Linked DNA regions of Mus musculus: regions 1 and 3 are each linked to region 2. Evidence: chromatin loops called from intact Hi-C (ENCODE). Cell type or tissue: left cerebral cortex. All regions are shown on one strand. Links, peaks and the distances in the headings refer to the core of each region. The heading gives the core; the rest is flanking DNA.

Evidence for each region. Hi-C counts contacts between places; a loop is a spot of excess contacts. Peaks named below come from ENCODE experiments on the same cell type or tissue, not always from the same donor. Only the 100,000 strongest peaks of a DNase experiment are listed, where the experiment ranks them.
Region 1: it touches region 2 in a loop (2.8-fold over the local background); 3 of 42 quality-filtered maps call a loop at or near these places.
Region 3: a loop joins it to region 2, with 2.7 times the contacts of the local background. A loop is called at or near these places in 9 of 42 quality-filtered maps.

What each region holds. Positions count from the first base shown.
Region 1 is chr2:27,528,436-27,536,387 of GRCm38, reverse strand. Wdr5 (WD repeat domain 5) reads right to left here. Exons shown (of 14, transcript NM_080848.2): 10 at 4,674-4,749; 11 at 3,362-3,395; 12 at 2,977-3,051; 13 at 2,533-2,620; 14 at 1-1,631. The coding sequence ends at 1,531. Among named protein-coding and RNA genes, the nearest start is that of Gm25541, 7.5 kb to the left of the region's middle. In left cerebral cortex, for the core only: no CTCF peak of the experiment used is centred there; no DNase peak of the experiment used is centred there.
Region 2 is chr2:27,444,944-27,452,499 of GRCm38, reverse strand. Brd3 (bromodomain containing 3) reads left to right here. Exons shown (of 12, transcript NM_001113573.1): 10 at 1,951-2,243; 11 at 3,174-3,299; 12 at 3,920-6,919. The coding sequence ends at 4,035. Mir7578 (microRNA 7578) reads left to right here and starts at 1,870; the gene lies at 1,870-1,951. In left cerebral cortex, for the core only: a CTCF peak has its summit at 4,523; a DNase peak (open chromatin) is centred at 2,022.
Region 3 is chr2:27,511,035-27,518,986 of GRCm38, reverse strand. Wdr5 (WD repeat domain 5) reads right to left here and starts at 3,840. Exons shown (of 14, transcript NM_080848.2): 1 at 3,707-3,840; 2 at 195-358. The coding sequence starts at 275. In left cerebral cortex, for the core only: CTCF peaks have their summits at 3,503 and 4,143; DNase peaks (open chromatin) are centred at 3,872, 4,087 and 4,886; H3K4me3 peaks cover 2,181 bases; H3K27ac peaks cover 1,651 bases.

The sequences.
Region 1 (7,952 bases), core at 1,881-6,880, 82 kb before region 2:
ACACCAGGCCACAGCTGGAAGGACCTTACTACCCTCCAGAAACCCCAGCAACATGCCCACAACATTGACCAGAACCCAGGTTCATCTATCCAACAGACGCCAGGGGCCCCAGAGCCCATGTCAGTGTGACAAGCCACCCTCTTTAACAATGGCTTCTTCGATGTGATAGCCCATTTACACACCATCTCCCTCAAGGAAGTGACAATGTATGGGGTTTCTTTTCCAATACCTTTGGATTCTTATTATGCACGATGGAGGGAGAAAGGGCTGTCAGGACCACAGCTGGGGACAAGCCTTGGCAAAGGCAGAGTAGAGCAGCTACTGCCCTGGGTGATGTGGCTTCAATACACATCAGTGTTGGCCTCACAGATGGTTGCTGCTGCAACCAGAGCAAACCCAGAATCTCCTTTCCACCCATGTCTGTGCCCAGCAGCCTCCGCCACCCATCTGTACTCCCAGAACCTCTGCAGTCTGCTCCACAGTAGGTCACCCTGGGTTCAGCCAGCAGCAGTTGTGAAAATGCTGTGTAGTCCTGAGCTTGGCCACTACCTCTTTCCAGTCCTGGTCACCTGAGGCGGTGACCTGGGGCGGGGGCCAAGGACATAAGAGAGGTTTGGTGGGTTTAGAGGCCAAGGCAGGAAGCTGTACCTGCTGGGGCAAGCACCATATTGAACTCCTCCCTCCTGCACAGGTGACCCTGAGCCTCTCACAGAATAAAGAGGTCCAGAACCTCACTACATGGTGCCTTTCCAAGACTTCCTTCCACTCTTTCTCATCTGAGGTTCTTCCTCTCCAACACTCAGCACCCACAGCAGCCACTGGGAAGAAGAGGCACAACAAGGATCCATCCTCCCAGAGACCTTTCCAACTCCTGCCAGGAAGGGAGGAGGGCTTTATAAAGCCAGGTGTCAAAGAGCCTGGTCAGAACTCAGGGCCACACCCAGTCCATACCCACCTTTTATTACAGTGTGTGTAGCTTACTGAGTGATACCAGTGAGACAAGGAGACATTTCAACCACTGAGAGGTCAGTGTTGACCTATGAACTCCAAAAGAACAAAGGGACTTGACACGGATACAACTTACAACCTTTCTGTGTTTCCAGAAACTCATGGAAGCACGCTGGGTACTATTACAGGCAGGAAAATTGAACAAGCAGGCCAGGGCAGGAGGCAGGGAATGGGAGTAGGGCTGTAGGTCCTGTTCCAGTGTGCACTGGGCAATACAATACCAAAACAACAACCACAGAGAAAAACAACCCATGAGGAGCTGAACTCACTCTTGTAATAAAAAAATTAAAAATTTGTTGCCTCTGAGCACAGAACAGACCAGGAACTTCCCCAGGCAGAGACAGAATTGGCAAGAAATATCACAGTGGCTATCAAGACTCGGTAGTGTGCACTCCCCTGAGCCGACATCTTCAGATAGGAGGTGCACCAGGCCTGTCAACCCAGCCTGGCCCCATGCCTCTGCCCCACATGTGTTTCTTGCCAATCCGGGTGGCTTCCTTAAGTCTCCCATGGAGCCAGGACTTAGCAGTCACTCTTCCACAGTTTGATTGTTTTGTCGTTCTCTAACGCTGCTGAGGCAATGATGTTCTCTGTCGGGTGACAAGCCGTGGAAATCACAACATCTGAAAGGAGAGTAGTCAGGGAGCCACTCTAGGACAAGCAGTCCCAGCACATGCCTCACTGCCCTCAGGAGCACAGGGAGCACCGCAGGGTTCAGGGGAGTGCTCAGAATGCCAGAATAGTAACAGGCATCTTAGCCTTGCTCTGCTGGGCACAAGGCACTTGGTGGGTACCCAGCAGGGTCTGCACACCTGTCTACACTGGTCTCAGGACTGACTATGCCCACTTGCCCCCTACTATTCCTGAGGTTGTTCTACCTGAGCACAAGGTAACCATACATCTGGGCAGGGATACTGGCATTACTGAGATGGCATGCAGTCCACTAACCCTGCTTGCTCCCTGGTGCTCAGGTTCCACAGCAAGTGTGACCAAGCCACTCCCAGCTGAAGACAACTGCTTTTTCAGAAAACGAGCTCTCCACTCCTTAGGGTTGCAAAGGAGCACATGATATCCCTGCCATCCCTGGCCCGCTTCAGAAAGTAGACAGGGAAGAACTAGAATGAGGTAACTCCATAGCTGGACTAAGTTTTGCAGGGGAAACAGAAAACCAGCATCCCTGAAAGAGGCTGAGCCTACAGGAAATGTGGGCTAGACACTCTCCATATTCATGGAGTCCTAGTCTCTAAAGTGAAGTAAACAAGCTATATTCCTATGAGGCTTGAGTCTGACTTAAGACCCAAAAGCCAGCCATGTCCAAGACCCTAGATAAGAGCCCTTGATGCTGCCTCCAAGGCTGATCATAGGCCTTCTCAGGCCTGCAGGGCTGGGATGGCAGGGAAAACAGAGTAGCAACACCTGCTGTGTGTCCCTAAACCCCAGAGACAACCAAGCACCTTGGGGAACTGAGAGGCTCCCCTGGGTGGCTCCACCCACCCGTGTGGCCTATCTGCAATAACTACCCACCTGTGTGACCCTGCAACTTCTGCACAATCTCCTTGGTCTGCAGATTCCAGATATACACCAGGTTATCTTCAGAACCAGACACAATCCACTGCAGCATCGAAAGAACAAGCAGGCAGTGAGGACAGGCAAGAAAGACATCAGGTGATATGCTGAATAGGTAGCACAGGCAAGCTGGCTGCGGTTACTCTAATTAATACCTATTTCCCCAATTTAGGGACATGCTAAATGCCTCCCACGGCACCCTCAGTCACTGGATCTATCCAGTCACCACCTGCTCTTAGATCTTCAACCATATCCAAGTGCAACACACCACAGATTCATTCAAAACGACAAGTGTGGGTTTGTTCCATAGGCTTAGGGATGCTTCATAAAGACAAAAAGCCACCTGTGATGGGTGGCCTCTTAGAGAGCTAGCAGGATAACAACATCTCAGTGGAAACTCACCTTCCCGCCTGTCACGGAGAAGTTGGCAAATATGCAGTACTTCTCATTCTTGTGGCCAGTGTATGTCTTCAGGCACTGAAAAGGTAGGTGTGCATTGTTAGCACCCGTGGTTAGCTTTCATTCCAGAGCATTCCAAATTCTGGGTACATACACCTGACTGTGTGAACATGCTCTCTAAATATTCTAGACATACACAAGGCCCAGACTTTAACGTGCAGACTAGTCATTCCTAAAACATATCTTTAAAGGGAGTTGTACCATACTTGCTCATCAGAAGAAGATGCCCAAGTCCCTCCTGCTGCAACTCATGGGTTAGCTATACCCCCCTCAACCTGTTACCTGGGACTGGCATGCAGGCCAGACCGGCCACATGCCTGAAGCTCACCTTCCCCTTGCTGTAGTCCCAGAGCTTCAGTGTGCTGAAAGACAGAGAGTGGGAGTGAGGGGCAGGCCATCTTTGGCACGCCTTGCCTCCCCTGATGCCACCGTATCCTAACAACCGTGAGTCAGGAAAGAAGATCCTCTAGTTCACCAAGCCCAGCCACTCCGTGACACACAAAAGCAAACACAAGGACCTTAGTGCTCAGCTCAGAAACAGGCTGAAGAAACAGATTGCTGGTTGTCTTCCCAAAACTAGCAGTTAGCCAGAAGCAGAATGTGGAAAGCCATGTTGGCTCCAGAAACACCCAGTACAGGTGCCACAGGAAGAGACTCATGCCGACCTTGGAGAAGAGTGGAAGACTAACCAGAGGAGTTACAGAGACAAAGTTTGGAGCTGAGATAAAAGGATGGACCATGTAGACACTAGCATATCCGGGGATCCATCCCATAATCAGCTTCCAAATGCTGACACCATTGCATACACTAGCAAGATTATGCTGAAAGGACCCTGATATAGCTGTCTCTTGTCAGAGTATGCCTGGGCCTAGCAAACATAGAAGTGGATGCTCACAGTTGGCTATTGGATGGATCACATGGCCCCCAATGAAGGAGCTAGAGAAAGTACCAAAGAAGCTAAAGGGATCTGCAACCCTATAGGTGGAACAACATTATGAACTAACCAGTACCCCGGAGCTCTTGACTCTAGCTGCATATGCATCAAAAGATGGCCTAGTCGGCCATCACTCGAAAGAGAGGCCCATTGGACACGCAAACTTTATATGCCCCAGTACAGGGGAACGCCAGGGCCATAAAAGGGGAGTGAGTGGGTAGGGGAGAGGGGGTGGGTGTCTATGGGGGACTTTTGGTATAGCATTGCAAATGTAAATGAGCGAAATACCTAATAAAAAATGGAAAAAAAAAAAAAAAAAAAACTAACCAGGATAATGCCATTCAGGCAGCTCTCAAGAGCTAACTTGGCCAGGTTCCTTAGAGACTTTGTACAGTGTGTGCCAGATTAAGTGAGCACCTAAGAGGAGGTCATCATGTATGGCAGTGAGATTATGCTGCGTGAAGATGCTCAGAGCCTGGGAACTGGCAGGAACAACTAGGTGTCAAATCCTTCTCATACTAAAACTAGCTAGAGTGGACAGTCCTTTCTTCAACCCCTCAACCCACAACCCAAGAACGAACTCTTAATGCAGATATAAAAGAGTTCAACTGGACAACTGGGAGAAGAAACAACACAACAGACAGGAGAGGAACCCCACCAACGAAGAAGACTGTGAGCTCACTCCTCAGGGAACTGAAGCACTCACTTGTCCAAAGTTGCAGCCAGGATGTATTTGCCATTTGGAGAGAACTTCACGAAGGACACTGGAGGATTGTCATCATCTACACAGAAGAAAAACAGGCTGATCTTTGGCAGAGTCGAGATGCAAGTCAGCTCCCAGTTACCCATGTTGACTGTGTGGGGACCCTGCCACCATCACTCTAGAAGGACACCAGAGAGCTTTGACATGCCATCACCTTCCCTGGCCGTTCACATTCTTAAGTCTTCACCCAGTGCCCTGCCAACAAGCCTCCACCACATAAGGAAGGAGGCCCAAAGCTCTCCAGCACTGCTGAAGAACTGATCCCCTGAAGAAAGCTGCCTGACCTAGGGGGTCTTAGAGACAACCGCCCATTCTTCAGCCAAGCAAGTTCTCCTTTCTTGATGGCCTTGCCTCTGCCTCCTGAAGACCAGGTTGCTGACTTTAGCCTCAGCATTTGGCAAGCGGGGTCAAGGCTGGGGTGTTGCACTGCTGAGCAGCCAGGCCTCCAACAAATTGCCCACATAAAAGCTGCTTTCCAGAGCACAACAAAGTCATATCCTTCTGCACAGTGGGCCAATGCGGAGAGCGGGGAGGGCCCTGCCCCTCGCCTGGGTAAGGAGAACGGATCCTGAGGTGGGCCTGCTCGGCCAGCCAAGGAAGCATACCAGGCCCTAAAGTGTGCATACAAGAGGCTGGTGTACCCTGACACACACATTACCACAGGGGGTTCGCAGGGGGCTCCGTTTCTCGTGACTGGTCACAAACACTGAAAGGGACACGAGAGAGTAACTGGGCCACATAATGCTATTAGTTCGGCTGACATGGAGCAACACCTGTGCGCCTTTCCAGGCCACCTCTGAAACAGATGCCTGCAGAAATCAAGACCTGTGCCACACCCTTAATCCCACCCAGCATTCCAGGGTGCAAAGGTGAGGCAGATCTCATTTTGAGGCTGGCATGGACTACAGAGTATCAAGACAGACAGAAATATAAACAAAATCTGTCTCAACAGCATCCCATCCCCTGCAAAAGAATGTCTAAACGTTAATGTCTAAACCTGAAGATGAGAAGAGAAATAGACCTTGGGCCAAACAGGCCTGCCTACCTCAATCCAGGCCTTACTGCCCATTGCCTACCCAAATCTAAATCCTGGCCATGCACCTGGTTGCCTTTCTCAGACTAGAGTTTAGCCAACAATAGATATAAAACAAAGCACCTGCTGGGCAGTGGTGGCGCACGCCTTTAATCCCAGCACTTGGGAGGCAGAGGCAGAAAGATTTCTGAGTTCGAGGCCAGCCTGGTCTACAGAGTGAGTTCCAGGACAGCCAGTAGTGCTATACGGAGAAACCCTGTCTTGAAAAACCTAAAAAAAAAAAAACCTACAAGTTTCAGGCACTGCTGAGATGGCTCATGCACTCGATGCACAGACCTCACAGTACAAGAGTCTAACTCCTAAAAGCTTTCTCTGACCTCTACACATGTGCTGAGCACAGGGAAAAACATACACAAGCACATGGACATGTGTATACTGGGAAACACACAGACCAATTTAAAAAAAAAAAAGAAAATGCACAGATCACAGATTTTGTTGGGCATCAAATTACAATCTTTAATCCCAGCACTCTAGAAGCTGGTAGATCTCTGAGTCCAAGACAAGCCTGGCCTACAAAATGAGCTCCAGCCCAGCCAGGGCTACACAGGGGAAATCCTGTCTGTCTGGAGGGGAAGAAAAGGGGTGGGGAGGGCAGGGCACCACAAAACCAAAGAAACAGAATTTCACTGTTCCCTAGGACAACTGTTTAACTGAAGCAAATGTAACCAACTCTAGCATTCCCTCTTGGAGCTGCATGTAATGGCTGCATCTAAACTGGATATGTGCCTGCACATCATCCCACAGTAACCACTGCCTCCTGGCACGGTACATCTGTAGACCCAGTGGTTTTTTTTTTTTTTTTTTTTTTTTTTGGTTTTTCAAGACAGGGTTTCTCTGTATAGCCCTGGCTGTCCTGGAACTCACTTTGTAGACGAGGCTGGCCTTGAACTCAGAAATCCGCCTGCTTCTGCCTCCCAAGTGCTGGGATTAAAGGCGTGCAACACCATGCCGGGCTATACCCAGTGTTTTGAACCACCTCAAGACTTAAACTGCAGTACAAAGTACACAAGTCACCTGCAAACACTGCACCATCTCACAGGAAGGACCTGAGCATCGGAGGATTCTGGGATCAATGGAAAGTCTTACAACCCTCTCCCAGATATTACTGAGGGGTGACTAGACATGCTATGCAGCTTTCTAGCTAGCTGGCTTTTGTATCTAAGATGCTGCCCTGTAAATGAAGGATGACACAGGGTAGCAGATGTTCACAAGCGTTGATACACAAGCACTAGGGGTATGCTGGAATAGCCGCTGAGTAACATACTCAGCACCAGACAGTTGCCTGGAAGAGAAGATTGGGGAAGGGGATGGTAAGACAGGACATTACTACCTGACATCTGTGACTGCTCTGAAAAATCAGTAAACCCCAAGAGTGGACACAGAGCAAGAAAAGCTTAAAAGCCATTATCCCAGGTTGTGTCCCGAAACTTATGAAGACTATCCATTCACAACTCAAGTAAGTGACAGTTTTGAAGAGAACATCACACAGATGATGGTTGAGGTGGGGAGGGGTGTTGAATATGAGCATGCCATTAAGAGCTGGGCACAGAGAAGCACAAGGGTATGCATGTCATCTGTAGGCAGAGTGATATCAGAGGTCACCATACCCATGACCTGTTCCCTGGCCACCTAAGCTGCCATAGAGGATGAGCTCCTGATTCTTGGCATTCTATCCTAGCAACCTGGCAGGCCAAGAGCACTACACTCGTTTCCCTAACAGTCTAAGGAGGTAGCAACTTACCACAATGCCTATCTACCCCGCAAAGCCAAACTGGTAAAGAAACAGGCCATCTAAGGTTCTGAACTCCAGCCTAGCAAGTAACAGCTTCCCTCCCAACACCTCATCAGCCCACTCACCTGTGAGCCCAGACCTGTCCTGCTCCAACACCCTGCCCACCTTGCAGTACACTATAGTAGCAAATGTGTATCCCCAACTCCAGGAAGGAAGAGACCACTGGCAGGCTGAGGCAGATGAACACAGGTAGAGGCTGCAGGGCCCCAAAGAGCTACAGACACTATTCAACAATGTAAAACAAGCCAAGGACCAACCCCACATGAGCATGAGAGAAGGGGGACAAGTTCTGGTAAACGTTCGTAGTCAGGAAGAAAGGTGCCACAAGTCCTGCAGA
Region 2 (7,556 bases), core at 1-5,000:
GCAAGCAAGGACACTGCTTTGGATTGGTGGCGCTGCAGGAGGTGGCAGCAGTGAGGCTGATGGCTTAGAGGGCTGCTTGGGAACGGGCTGGGAAGGCTTGAGTGCCTAGGTTCAGGAGAACAGTGTGTGCAGCCCTGGAGCCATGCAGGGAGGGCTCTGTTCCCACCTGCCTTCCCCTCTCCTTGTTCTCTCCCTTGGAAAGGATATAGAAATCAGGATTAAATCCGCATGCCTTTAATCCCAGCACTTGGGAGGCAGAGGCAGGCGGATTTCTGAGTTCGAGGCCAGCCTGGTCTACAAAGTGAGTTCCAGGACAGCCAGGGCTACACAGAAAAAACCCTGCCTCGGAAAAAAAAAAAATCAGGATTTTTTTCATACTATCTTTGTCTGGATTTGGAATCTGTATAATGCTGATCCCCAGAATGGTACTGTATAATATTTCAGAGTAATTAGGGACAGTTTTTGAGAAGACTATTTACCTCTTTTCTATTTTCTGGCATTGAGTATGTTGGGAGACTCCTCCACTCTACATTCTGTGGCCTGGCTTTAATGTATACATCTCTCTGCAGGTCTGAGGTGTCTTCATGGGCAGTTGACATATGGTCGAGACTCTTTGTCAGTATCTAGTCTCTTCTAGAGAACAGTCCTTGACAGGAAGCCTTCCCTATTGTCAGTTTTGGTTTTTGGTTTTGGTTTTGGTTTTTTGAGACACCTCTTGTCACTTTTAGTCTTTTGTTTTGTTTTGTTTGGGACAGGGTTTCTCTGTCCTGGAGCTCACTGCTCGCAGGATGGCCTCTAACACAGATCTGCTTGTCTCTGCTTCCTGGGTGCTGGAGTCAAGGTGTGCACCACCATGTCTGGACCTGCTTTTAAAAGTATTTATTTTTATTTTATGTATTGCCTGCATGCATAACTGTATACCATGAATATGTGTCCCCCTCAGAAGCCAACAAAGGATATCAGCTCCCTGGAACTGGAGTTATGGGTAGTTGTAAGCTGCTGTGTGGGCGCTGAGATCCAGGTCTTCTGTAAGAACAGAGCTCTTGGCCACTGAGCCATCTCTTCAGCCCCCCCCCCCCCCTTTTAAACTCTTTAAAATTACTTGTGGTGCTGAGTAGGCACAGTGCCACACATTGTTCATCCAAGCACTGAGGAGTCAGAGACGATCTCTGTGAGGTCCGGGCCAGCCTGGTCTACAGAGTGCATTTCAGGCCAGCCAGGGCTATATATTGAGAACCTGTCTCAATAAATAATTAGAAAATCGTGTGTGTGTGCATACCACAGTGTATACGTGGAAGTCAGAGGACAGTCTACAAGAGAGGACTCTCCCTTTGCAGTATGTATATACTGGGGATTGAACTAGGGTTTACAACCCCTCATCTACCAAGCTGTCTCCCAACCCTGTAGCCTTCTTTGTAAAAATACAATATAGCCATGTTTGGCTTTCCCCGCCATCTCAGAGACAAGGTTTTACTACCATCTTGCCTGTTGAGTTTGCATGGTGTGTTTTACCAGCTTGGTAACTTTGTCACTGAAGGCCTTGTTTCTCATGTGACCATCTCTTCCCTTTCTGTCAGCCACTCACACTCAGTGACTGACGCATTCGGACTGCATCGACCATGCCATCACGATCTCTGTCCCTGGCCTTTTCTTTTCCTTTCCAAATTTTAAATAGTATGAATGTGGCGATCTGGTTTTGACTTGTTAGGTTTGAGAGGTGGTAGGTAGTTCCTGACTGAACCCTGGGCCAGGAAGCAGCTATTCCCCGAAATAGGGTCTTGCCTATCTCTGGCAGGCAAACTAGACACCCTCAGTTTGCCCAGCTCTTGTTCCTGAGGAACCTTAGTTAACCTCTAGGGAAGAGAAGGGTCTTTAGTGAAGGAGAAAGGGGCTAGGTGGTGGGATAGGTAACTGAGACTCAACGCCACATGGCTCTGTCTTCTGCCTCAGACAGCTCAAGAAGGGCGGCAAGCAGGCATCTGCGTCCTATGACTCAGAGGAAGAGGAGGAGGGCCTGCCCATGAGCTATGATGAAAAGCGACAACTTAGCCTTGACATCAACCGGCTGCCCGGCGAGAAGCTAGGGCGTGTGGTGCACATCATTCAGTCTCGGGAGCCCTCGCTTCGGGACTCAAACCCAGACGAGATTGAGATTGACTTTGAGACCCTGAAGCCAACCACGCTGCGGGAACTGGAGAGATATGTCAAGTCTTGTTTACAAAAAAAGCAGAGGAAACCATTGTGTAAGTTGTCTGGGAGAGCATGGTTCTGGTAGCCTCTGCAGCCCCTGAGAGCAGGCACTGGGCCCACAGCTGCCTTGCTGTTTAAGCCTGCCTGCCTGCCTACCACAGGCCCCAAGGACGTCTGTGCTCAGCAAGTGCATTCGTGCTGCCACATCCTCTTCCCTGTTCTCTGATAGGGAAGATTCGTATTGGGCCCCAACTGGCCTGTCGTGAGAAATAGGATGTGGGGTTGGCTCAGCCTATTCATTCACGTCCAGGTAGGGCCCTTCTCATACCCCTTCCTAAGGCTCCTTCTGGGGCTTTGGCTGTAGGGAAGAGTCCCATTCCCTTCACTGATGACGTGTGTACAGAATCTCCACAGGATGGACCCTGACCTAAAGTGCATCCTGAGTTTGATGGTTTCAGCAGACAGGGACCAGTCACTGCCTGGGTTTGCAGGTGCTAGAAGCTGGGAGGAAGAGAAGTCCCAAGGCAGCCCCTCACTATCTAGGCTCATGCCAACCTACATGTGGCTGTTGAGTGAGGTGTGTTTGGTCCTTTATCACTCTGGAACAACAAGCTTGAGGAGGAGGGTGATCCAGGGGCCAGGGAGTGAAAGCTGGACTCTTTCCTAGACCGTGGCAGGCTCTGTGGCTCAGGCAGGAGGAGGAGCTGTACTGTGGGAGGACTGAGACAGGGTCTGTGCCCTTCCCATAGGAACAGATGACAGGTCGTAGCCCAGGCTCCGGAGCCAGGGAGGCAGAGAGATGAGGATATGTGGGAGCACTCAGTAGATGTGGTGTGGCAGTGGTGGTTCCAGGTCACCCTGCCATTTCCTGCTCCGGCTCCCGTGTCAGAGATACACTGATCCTGCAGCTAGGCCGGTGGCGGCGGTGCGTGCACAGGTGTGTGGGACTGGGACTTATGTCTCACTGCTCACTTACTCCACAGCAACAAGCGGGAAGAAGCAGGCAGCCAAATCGAAAGAGGAGCTAGCTCAGGAGAAGAAAAAGGAGCTGGAGAAGCGGCTGCAGGATGTCAGTGGACAACTGAACAGCAAAAAACCCACTAAGAAAGGTAACCATTGAGGCCTTTCATTGTGAGCAGGAGAACACGTCAACCTCCTAACACCTCCTAGCCTTTAAGAGTGGGGGCATCTTTGGGCGCTAGGGTGGTTACAGGTAGGGGTGTGTGTGTGTGTGTGTGTGTGTGTGTGTGTGTGTGTGTGTGTGTGTGTGAGAGAGAGAGAGAGAGAGAGAGAGAGAGAGAGAGAGAGAGAGAGCTTCTAAAGGTCTATGCAGTTGGGCTCTTGGAAAGATCTCCTTGGGGTTGGTCTTGATGCCGAGCGCCTGCTCACCCCTAAACATCGGTCCCCAGCTGTAGAAAGCGGTGGGTTTCTGGCTTTCTAACCCACCATGTTAAATTGGTACAGTGAGCAAGCACTGTCTGCAGTCCAGAGCTTCTGCATAGGGTTTGCTAGGCCTTAGATTTGGGTGAGTAGGTATTTTTGTCCCTTCCTTTTGCTTTGGCTTCAGAGATGCTCTAGAAGAGCAGATGTATAGGCACTGGTCAGAGTCTGAGACTCAGTGGGGATCCTACCTAGACAAGTGTCTTAGTGCAGCCTTGTGGCCAGACAGGTGACCTGTGACAGTGTGGCACACTGCTCAGCAAGGGTCTCCCCTCCTGTGTCCTTGCAGAGAAGTCCGGCTCAGCTCCCTCAGGAGGCCCATCAAGGCTCAGCAGTAGCAGCTCCTCTGAGTCTGCGAGCAGTAGCTCCAGTGGATCGAGCTCCGACAGCAGTGACTCAGAGTGAACTCGGACTGGGACAGAGCTGGACAGATGGACGTGGTGCACGCCAACGCAGTGTCCCCTCCTATGGTTAATATACTTTCGTTCCATGGTGTGCAGGTTTTCTTTTACTTCAGTGTTATGATCTCTTCCAGCTGTGCTCCAGTAGGGCGGAGAGCCTCGCACGTGCACCAGACCCCATGAGAGGGCCGAGCTCTGCGAGGGGGAAATGCCTTTGCAGCTCCATTTAGTTGTTTGGAGACTGCTCCTGGGATGCTAACCTGATGGCCATAGACACGGTGGGCTGGAGGCGTGGCTGGATCTGCCCAATCCTTCCTCAGGACCAGCCTCTCCCTTAGTAACTTGAAGGAAGCTTTGCAAGGGTGTTTCTCTGGAATGGGTTCTGTGTTTGAAAGCTGTTAGAACACTAACCAGCAGGTTACTTCTCTCCGCAGGGGCTGAAGACAGATGTGTCAGCCCATGGGAACCAGCCTGGGCCCTAGTGGAGGGTCCTGGTAGCTGCAGACCAGAGCCTCACACCTCTGGGTTGGGTGTGGAGGAAGAGGGGTACTGAGTTCCCTGGTCCTTTGGCTGTGTGTGCAGCGTGCAGATTTCGGGACACCGAAACTTTTACCTCAACTTAAGGGAATAAAAACAAACAAACAAAAAAAGATTAAAAAAAAAAACAAAACAAAAAAAACAAAACAAAAACAAACCTTTTTTGTAAGTTCATCCATTTTCTACAGAAGTCCAGCCCAGAGTCCCCACTTTGCTAGTGCTGCCTGGCTGCCACCGCCTAACGCTCTGAACCACCACCCCAGGTTTATGTATATATAAATACTTTATTTATTAACATCATTGGTCATTTTTTAAAAAATGAAAAAGAAAAAAAAGAAGAGAAAAACCCATAAATAAGTGCATTGAGAAGAACATGGAGAGGATGCTGTCCTCTGCAACAGAGACAGGCCCGTGGCGGGGCGCCTCTGGTCCTGGTGCTCATCACGGCTGGCTTCTCTGAGCTCATTGGCTGTTTGTTTGTTTGGTTTTTTTTTTTTTTTTTAATGAAATGTGGGGACTTTGCAAGCGTAGACGCCCTTCAGCTGTAGCACATCTTCATTTTATAGTATCTATTCAGTTTGTTCTTACTAACTTCTGGTCTTTTAAAAGACGTCAACGGAGGAACCTCGGTTCTTCAACACAAGCTTTGTATGTAAGCCGAGAGAAAAGTCATGTATATCAGGCCTAGGTCTTGACACTTAATTTTCTATTGTAAAAAGTAATAATATACAGAGTCTAACAGAAGGTCCTGTTGGGTTTGTTGTTTTTGAGGCTGCCGAATGGTTTTGGAATGCAGGGTCAGCCTTGGAGTATCTCTGAGCATTGTGGCCTCAGCCAGGAGCGCACTGGCCAGTCTCCCAGGCCTGGAAGCACTGCAGTGTGCAGAGGCTCTCCTTGACCTTTCTACTTTTGACACGGGTCCCTGTTCGAGAATTTCCAGTTAGCCCCAGAAGAGACTGGTTCTCCTGACCCCCACCCGAGAGCGAGAGCGCCAAGTGCAGGGCCTTGTGTTGTGTGGTTTTACTTGGGCTGGGGGTGGTTCTTGCGGTTTCTTCCATTGCTTCTAGGCAGAGCCAAGGACTCATCCTCACCATCCATACATGGGAGATATTTAAAGTTTCTAAAGTCGATCCCACCAGCCCTCGATGTGCACAGGCAGTGGGTGTCAAGCTCGGGAAGTGGCTGGCTGGCTGGCTGGCATGTCTAGACGCCTGGTGAGTTATCAGCCAGTTAAACTTGTAAGCCAGTTTTGTTTATAATAAAGATATAAGTGGATTTTAAGGTTCCATTTTTTTAAGGTTACCCTTGTTTTTCAAAGGTATTTTTTAAACAGATCTTTAATAGAATATTTAAGCTGTGACTGTAAGAAATAAACAAGAGTAAACTGACAGGCCTTCCTTCACGTGGGGTCTCAGTGGTGGCCTACCATGACAGCTTGGTCAGTGTGCCTAGGCAGGGCACATTGCCTGGGCATGTGTAGAGTGAGTGCCCCTGTGAGCTGCTAGGCAAGCAGAGTCTGGCTCTGAGGTGATGTCCCCGCAGCAGGGTGGTGGTACAGAGCTGGGCATAGGGTGGAGGTCTGGCATTCCTGTGGCTGTGGTCCCTAGTAAGCAGCCTTGGTCATTGGTGCTTTTAACTTTTTTTTTTTTTCTTTTTGTCCAGACTTAAATTGTTTTGTCTTCAGAGTTTTGGAGGACCCCGGTCCCCACAATGCCAGGCTGCAGGATAACTGCCATCCCCTTCTGTGAGTTATGTACGGGGACTTAGACTGTCCTGTGCAGAGGTGGAGGGCAGCTGTCTACAGGCTTCCTAGAGGTCACATGCAGGACTGGGGTGGCCACTTGGCAGAGTCCTTGGGGTTCAGACCTCCACAGGCTAGGTAGCTCAGCTTGCTTACAGACTGGAGACATTTTCTTGTGTGGTTTTCTGGGTTTCGTCCTTCTGCAGCTGTCATGGCTTTACAGTCACTTGGGAAATGCAAGCCACTGTTAAAGCTTTGTCCTGTTCATCACTGTCCCTGCTCCTGGCATAACACTTCCAGAGGCTTTCCTTTTTTATATATATATCTATATATATATATATTTAAAACGTTTCTTTTCTGTATGATGTGCATGCAAGTTTACCGTAACTTTTCTTAAACTTTTTAGTGCCGTTTCTAGTATATTCCTGTAAATGTCAGTTACTGAAAATGAGTCCATTGTAAGTAGTTTAGCTTGTTTTTTGCAATGCCGGCCTCAACACCACAGAGTAAAAAAAAAAAAAAAACGGTAGGAAGTACTCTGGTGTCTCTGGTAATCATGAACCTTTCTCCTAGGGTGTTTGTTTTGTTTTCATAATAAAAAGGGAAAGAAGATTGTGTCTGTGTGGTGCTCTTTGCTGCAATGCCTCTTTGTAAGGGCACATGGCGAGGTCCTTACACTTCACCTCTTAATAGCTCTCGGTAGAAGTGCTGTGAGTGTGTGTGTGAGTGTGTGTGGTACACACAAACATACAAAGCCCTTTCACAGAACACACAAAGCACTTGAGCAGCTGCTGTCCTGTCATGGTGCTGGGGTACGGGGAGTCCTTTGCAGTCCTCGTTTAGACTGCCTGCCATCCTAAGTGAGGTCATGCCTCTCCTGAGGTCTCACTATGTCCACACCACCCGTCCCTTGCTGCGGTTGACTGACAGGTTAATTGTGGGATAGGCCTCCAAATGTAGTGGGCCAAGTAGAAATGTGTTAGAACATATAAAGAGCCCTATACTGCTCACTACAAGTTGGCCGTAGTGTGGCTTAGGCACCGTGAAGAAGGAATGAGAGGAGGGTCACTGGGCTCTAGGGAATGTCCGTCCCATCCAGAGTGGGTCAGGCTACTTTGGCACTCTTGCTGACACTAACCCTTCTCATCAGACTAGGTCTTTTGGCATTGGCCTGGCCTCCTAGCACAGATGGCATCCTCTGCAGTGTAAGCAGTGTAGTGGCTTCCCAGTGTCCTACATGGAGCATC
Region 3 (7,952 bases), core at 1,168-6,167, 65 kb before region 2:
CTCAAAACAAACTGTACTTTTTGATAAATACCCTCACCTCCATCTTAGGTCTGGGACTCCCTGGTGTGGCACCTGACTGCTCTGTGTGACCACTGTTGTGTGCTCAGAAATACTGGCAGCATACCTCACTGGGCAGAGAAGCCTAGATTAATAAAATAATGTCCCTGAGAATCTCTCCAGCCTGTGGGACATACCTTGCTCTGTGTGGCTGATGAGGAAGGAGTGGGCTGTGCTCTTGCAGCCTCTGTCTCTGGCTTCTTCTCCTCTGTGGCCATGGCTCTGAAGCCCACAGGGCAGGACACCGTGAAGGGGGAGTCACAATGGAAGAGGCTGTCAGCTGAACTCTATAGTAAGGGGCCTATAAACAAATCCTCTCTTTAACAAAGGTTGTTGGAGAAATAGTTCAGTAGCTAAGCTCGCCAAATGCAGTTCCAGAAGACCTAAGTTTGATTCCCACTTGTGAGCTTACAACTATCTGTGAGTCCAGCTCAGAGGATCTGGCATCCTCTTCTGGCCTCTGTAGGGACTGCATGCACATGGCACACAGACTTACATGCAGAGAGGGAAAACAAAAGTTAAATAAAATTTGCCCTGATGTGGTGGCGCACGCCTTTAATCCCAGCACTTGGGAGGCAGAGGCAGGCAGACTTCTGAGTTCCAGGCCAGCCTGATCTACATAGTGAGTTCCAGGACAGTCAGAGCTACACAGAGAAACACTGTCTCGAAAAAAAAAAACAAAAACAAAATAAATAAATAAACAAACAAACAAACAATGATTCTGGGGCTGGAGAGATGGCTCAGTGGATAAGAGCACTGACTGTTCTACCAGAGGTCCTGAGTTCAATTCCCAGCAACCGCATCTGTAATGTGATCTGATGTTCTCTCCTGGTATCTGAAGACAACTATACTGTACTTATAAATGTAAAATAAATCTTTAAAACATAAAAATAGAAAGATTCCCAAGAAAAAGAATAAAAAGGGGGGCTGGTGAGATGGCTCAGTGGGTAAGAGCACCTGACTGCTCTTCCAAAGGTCCGAAGTTCAAATCCCAGCAACCATATGGTGGCTCACAACCACCCGTAATGAGATCTGATACCCTCTTCTGGTGCGTCTGAAGACAGCTACGGTGTACTTACATATAATAAATAAATAAATAAATAAATAAATAAAAGAATAAAAAGGAGAAACACGACCACCACATTGAACCCTCCAACAAATCAACTGTCCCAAGCTGGGGATAACTGTCACCCTATCCCAGGGCTGACGCTTCAGACACTCTGTGTGATGGCCTAGGCTTCCCACTGTAGCAGACAGGTGTATACAGGGATGTGAGTTTGCTTCAAAGAGCCCTTGACACAGTATTTAAAAGGCTTTCTAACAGAAACAACAGGCCAAGTAACAGGAGGTAGACTTTCTGTGCACAAGTCTGTGAACTTACCCAAATTCTAAAATACACCCAAATAATTTGACGAAACACAGTGGCCTCACCTCCTCAGTGGCTCCCTGTGACCTCATAAACTGCAACATGCCTTTAACAATACCTAGAGCTTACAGAGCACAGGGACTCAGTGCACAAAGTACTACCGAAAGCGCTCCAAGAATAAAACAGAGTAGTCACTGCCCCCATGTGAAAGAAACCTCTGGGGGAGCAGCACAAACAACAGCAGATAAGCTGCAGGTCTGAGGGAAAGTAGTTATTCCAGTCAGCTGGACAGACTCAGCCTGAACATGTATGCAACTGCAACAGTTTACTGCAGTTTACAGGAGGGCCCATCACCTGCACGCATCCAGAAAAGCACACCACCTGACTGGGAAATGAGCTAGTACTCCTCTAACGGAGAGCTACTGAGACATTCCTCAGCCATCAATGTAAGGAGCAATCATAATGTAAAGTCTGGCTTTGAGGTTAAACCTGAAACCTCACATGGACCCCCACATAAGACTAAGATGAAAGGACACCAAAAGAGAACAATGCCTCAAAGTCTTCAATCCTAGAGGAAAGAACAGGAACACCATGCACCACACAGGTGCAGCCAAGCTGTTTTACCTGCAGCCATCTCCATCAAGGTCAAATCCGCTGTAGCTCAAGCCCAGGTGCAAGGATCAGACTAGGGTAGGTCCCAGGGGCCTCTCCACAAACAAAGCTCTTGTGCCCAGGAAATACCAGCTGCTTGGTGCTTTTAGCTTTTTGGAGACAGGGTCTTGCTATGCACTGGTATTAAAAAACCAGTCTCAAGCTTGGTATGGTTGGTGTAACAGGCATAAATCAACTACCAGGCCTGACCTGGTGCTTATTCTTAATGCAACTATGGCCATGAGTTCCCATAGCAACCACTTTTGTGGACCATACAGGTAGCAACAGGAGCTGAGACTTAAGTAATGAAAAGGGCTAGAAAGTCTCTTTCAACCAGCATCTCATCTCCCTACTCCAGTGAAATGAAAGGCCAACAGTGTAGGGCAGATCTATCTCCAGTGTGGGAAGTCTCTAGGAACTAAGCTTCTTTTAGCATATAAAGAGATTCACCTAACAGCAGGTGGATGACCTTGCCAACAAGCACACCACCACCCAGCCCTGCCCATCACATCGTTAATAAGCTGGGTCTTTCAGGAAGACAAATATTAACATCTGAAGACACTAGTTGTAGCACCACCCACTTTAATTCCAGCTCTAAGGATGAAGAGCTCTAAGGATGTGGGCCCCAAACAACCAACCAAAAAACAAAAACAAAAACGGGGAAGAAAGAAAGAAAGAAAGAAAGAAAGAAAGAAAGAATATCAACATTAGCCAATCTGCCTCACAGCATTCAGGAGGCTCAGGAATTCAAAGCAGTTAAATGTGAGGCTAGCATCAACCTGAAACCGGCTCAAAGGAGACCACCACTTTCCAATTCCACAGGGTAGAGTCCAAGACAGAGCACTCAGGAAAGCAGGACTTGGGGAGGGCAGGTCTGGGAGGAAGCTGGGTTAAGCAGGATCCTCAGCAGGTGGTTTGGAGCTGGCCTCCACTGCCCACAAAGGAGGTAGGTAACCGGCAGCCGCAGCCGGGGCTTTACACTAGAGTGAGCCTGACTATGGAAGGGCAGCAGCCATCAGTCTCCCTCCAGTCAAATGTAGACTCCTGGTTTCCACCCTAGTACACAAGTATGGGAAGACAGAATGGTTCAGTCACTCAGGTGAGTGCAGTAGGTAACCCAACAAAGAACTCCAACCCATCCTCTCTGGGCTCCTAGATACCTAGGTACTAGTAGCCTTGGCTTCACACCACTGTGCGCTCAACTGCCCGGCTGTCCCGGACAATGTTCAGAAACCCTTGACCGGTCAGCCCTAGTCAGGTAGAAACTTGCGCTAGGACACAAATGAGGGTTGTGCCCGCAGCACGAGAGGCGCCAAGTGGCCAAGGAAACCTGCGCGACGCTGGCTGGGTGTCCCCGATGAGACAGAGAATTCCACTCCCAGTGACGCCAGTCTGAGGTGTGAGTCTCGAGAAGCTCGCAGGACTAAGGGTCTAGGGGCGTAGCAGGGGCCGCAGTGGAAGTAGCGGGCCGTGGCGGCCACAAGGGGCGGCGGGGTCGGGGCGCGGCCGCAAATGCGGCGTCCGGCCCGGCCCGAGGCCCTCGGAACACGTGCGGCGCTGTGGAGCCCGGAGCCCGAGGGCCCTCGTGGCCGCCGCTCGCCTCGCGCCCGCGGGACCGGGTTTCTCGCTTACCTGCCGGGGCCGCGGCGGCGGGGCCGGGCGCTCTGGCGTCGCGTCGGCTAGCCCTACGCGCGAGAGCAGACGATCTGCTGGACTAGGCGGCAGCGGCGCGGGAGGCGGGAGGGATTGCGCGTGCGCGAGGGGCGGGACAACGGGCGGCGACGAGGGTCAGAAAAACTAGAGGAGGCGGAGCGCCTTAAAGGGGCCGTCTGTGGTTCTCGCTTCCTATTTGACCGCTACTGGTGTTCGGTAACTGCAGACTGGAGCACTCTAGAATTAAAGATGGGTGAGAACGTGCTTAGGTGCCTCTCCTGTTATTCTAGGCTGTGTAGCCAAGCTAACAGTTACAATTTGCCTGTGCTGGCCCGTGCCTGCCCAGGACTGTTGGGAAACCTCTTGGTGCCACTGGTGGATGTCCACGAGGTCCGGAAGTCCGGAGCTCCTGCGGCCTCCCCAGCCTACCGCAAGGCGGGGGGCTTCCTGCCGCTGCAAACCACAGCTCAAATTGAACATACTTGCCTCTCTTCTACAGGGCCATAAGGAGGCTACGCTGTACCACCACCACCACCCCACACAGACACACTCCGAAAAAGGTCTTAGGAGCTACCGCTGCAGGGAGAGATCTACAGTAGTGTCCAGGGAAGGCAGGGCACTACTGTAGAGAAGGAAGCCTGCACGCTGACAAGAGAGGAGCTACCTGACTTAGAAGACAAACAAGAAAGAATGTGGACAGGAAAGGCAAGTGTCCCTAACACAGGGGCTCCAAGTCCTCCAGCTATGCATGCATCTGGAACGATGCAGTTGCACCTGAATGTAGGCTCAGGCAGTTCACATTCCAGGCAGCCACAGCATCCACTACAATCTGGCTCCTGTGTGGCTCTGGAGCTCCATTTTAAAGGCTTTATCTCATTTTCACAAGACAGCCCCTAGCAGGCTGGCCGGCCTGCAGTTAGCAAAGTTTTGACAGCCCTCTTTCCTGTTGGACCACCTCTACTCCTGTCACTAACGGGGAAAACACCCAGAGAGGAGGACACAGGGACAGAAGGAGAACCTGGAGCCAGGTCTGCACCTCTCACTTCACTGTCTAACTCACATGGTCTTAGACTCTTGGAGGTGGCTATGACCTGTGCAGCCTCATCTTCCAGTCTGGGAATATCAAATATAACGCGTGGGGAACCTGTGCAGAGGGAGGGACTAAGCAACTGAAGCTTGAGAATGGAGAGTGTGTGGTTGCCATAGCTACAAGAGTGTGAGAAGACTGACATTGGCCTGGAATCTCCTGCTAAAGGCACAGAAACAGTTCAGACGAATCTGTGTGTCTAACAGACCTATGCCAGGAGCCCTGGATGGAGTGGAGCATGGGATGGTAAGAATAACATCTCCGTATCTGCCTAGCTAACCGGACTGGAAACCAAACCTAATCCTCTGCCACCCACCTCTCAGATAACATTCAAACCTGTCCACCTCCATCCTCATCCCGGCTCTACCTAAGATGTGGCCTTTTCAAAATTCCAGCCAAAGGAATTGCTGAAAATCCAGGTAAAGTGTATGCATAGCATGCAAGAAGCCCTGGAGCCAATCCCCAACACTCATAAACCAAGTGCAACAGCACAAGTATTAGATAGTTAGAGGCAGAAATATTAGAACTTCAAGACCAGCATGGAAGGCTCAAAGGATAAGGGGTCCTGACCCAGAAGCCCCAGATTTCCAACTTTTACTCACACTGGATCTGTAGTAAGAATTTTGATATCTTTAAAAACACAGTTATGTAGGGCCGGGCGTAGTGGCGCACGCCTTTAATCCCAGCACTCGGGAAGCAGAGGCAGGCGGATTTCTGAGTTCGAGGCCAGCCTGGTCTACAAAGTGAGTTCCAGGACAGCCAGGGCTATACAGAGAAACCCTGTCTCAAAAAACCAAGAAAAAAAAAAAAGAAAGAAAGCACCCTATGATAAGATGGGGACATAACCCAGGTGGTAGAATGCTAGCCTAGCATCCACAAAACTCTGTGTTCAAGTCCCAGTGTCACACAAAGTGGGAGTATTGTGCTTATGTGTCTCCCAGCCCTCAAGCTGGTATATTCAAGGTCATCCTTGACTACCCAGAGAGTTCTGGACTGTGGTGGTTTGAATAAAAATGACAAGTCCACAGGGCGTGGCACTATCAGGTTTGGCTTTGTTGGAGGAAGTATGTCACTTAGGAAGTGGGCCTTGAGGTTTCAAATGCTCAAGCCAGGCTCAGTGGCTCACAGTTACGGCAAGACCTGTTGCCTAAGTATCAAGATGCAGAACTCTCAGGTCCTTTGCCAGTATTAAGTCAGCCTACATGCTGCCATGATGCTGTCATGACAATAATGACCTAAACCTCTGAACGTGTAAGCCAGCCTCAGTTAAAAGTTTTCCTTTGCTGTGTGGTGGTAGCACATGCCTTTTCCCAGCACTTGGTGCCGGGGGGGGGGGGGATGATTGGATTCAGTCAGCCCCTCAACCCTCAGGAGAATCAAGGTCCCAGTATTCAGGTGAGCTAGGAGTCGGCGAAAAGTGACAGACACTGACAGAGAGTGCTGTATCTAAATGTAATTTCTCAAAGTGAGCACCAGACTTATATTACAGAAGAAAACAAGGAAGTTAGGCGATACATTAAGGTCATCAAAGGTACACTGAGGTTACCCAATGCAGCTGGGCTGGTCTACTGGTCTACTAGAGTGAGTTCCAGGACAACCAGGGCTACACAGAGAAATCCGGTCTCAGAAAAAAAAAAAAAAAAAAAAAAAAAAGACTGCACAAAACAGAGAAATGCATACATAAAAGCTAAGAGGAACCAGGCAGTGTTTATAACTGGGATATAATTCAGTGTTTACAACTGGGGTCAAAAGCAGCCCCACCTAAGGTCAGTTTATTCTTAGAAGCCAGAGGCAAGGGTTTTATGCCCTTGCCATAGTTCCAATTCTAGTCTATTGTATAATCCACCTTTCCCCTGGGCCACTGTAGATTCCTGTGTATGGGAGTGACTCAGCTGTTGTTCTAAGTATTTACTCTAGTTCCTTCTTAGACCACAACCTTCCTTCTTCCTAGGCCATTGTAAATTCCTGCACATGGAAGTGACTCGGCTGTTATTCTCTAAGTTTACTTTGTTGAACTGGCCCTGAGATTTCTAGCTCTTACCTAGTAAACTGCAATGTCTGACTTCTTTCACTGCCTCTCAACACTGGAGGCGTTACATCTGAATGAGTAGCACTACCTATAATATAACGCCGACTATTGCAAGGAGCATTCATGCTACGGGATGCCAAGGTTCCAGGAGAAAAGTTTCTGTGAAACTTTTTGCCTCAGGACTGTGTCCAAGCCTTTGGGCTTGCCACACCCACTCCAGTGGAGTGGGTGTGGCAACTTGGGAGGCAGAGGCAGGCAGATTTCTGAGTTTGAGGCCAGCCTGGTCTACAGAGTGAGTTCCAGGACAGCCAGGGCTATAGAGAAACCCTGTCTCGACCCCACTCACCCCCCCGCCCCCAAAATGTTTCCTTTACAAGAGTTACTGTGGTCATGGTATCTCTTCACAGCAATAAAACTCAAAACTAAGACAAGGATCAATTTGGGGCTACATGAAACCCTGCCTCCATCATCATCACCACCATCAGCATCACTATCACTATCAACAGCAGCATCTCTGCTTTGTTGATAGAGAATAGAGACCACAGAAAAGGGGAAACATTAGAGAATGCTAATTCACAATAACTAAATTTTGACCAGGGATGAATTGGTTAACTGCTTCAGGGAGCAATTTTTTTTTTTTTTTTTTTTTTTTTTTTTTTGGTTTTTCGAGACAGGGTTTCTCTGTATAGCCCTGGCTGTCCTGGAGCTCACTTTGTAGACCAGGCTGGCCTCGAACTCAGAAATCCGCCTGCCTCTGCCTCCCGAGTGCTGGGATCAAAAGCGTGCGCCACCAAGCCCGGCCAGGGAGCAATTTTTTTTTGAAGACTTATTTATTATTTCTACGCGTCTGTGTGTGTACCTCCTTGAGTTTATATGCACCACATGTCTGCAAGAGCCATGGATCAGAAGAAGATAATGGATCCCCTAGAACTGGAGTTGCATGTTGTTTCCAACCTGAACTGTGGGTGCTGGGAATTGAACCAGTTCTTCTATAAGAGCAGCATGTGTTCCTAACTGCTGGTCTATCTCCTTAGCCCCCTAGCAATTCTAGAAAGTTCCTCTCCACACTCCCTCAAGGCTCTCCTATCAGCCAAGCGACTTCATCATTT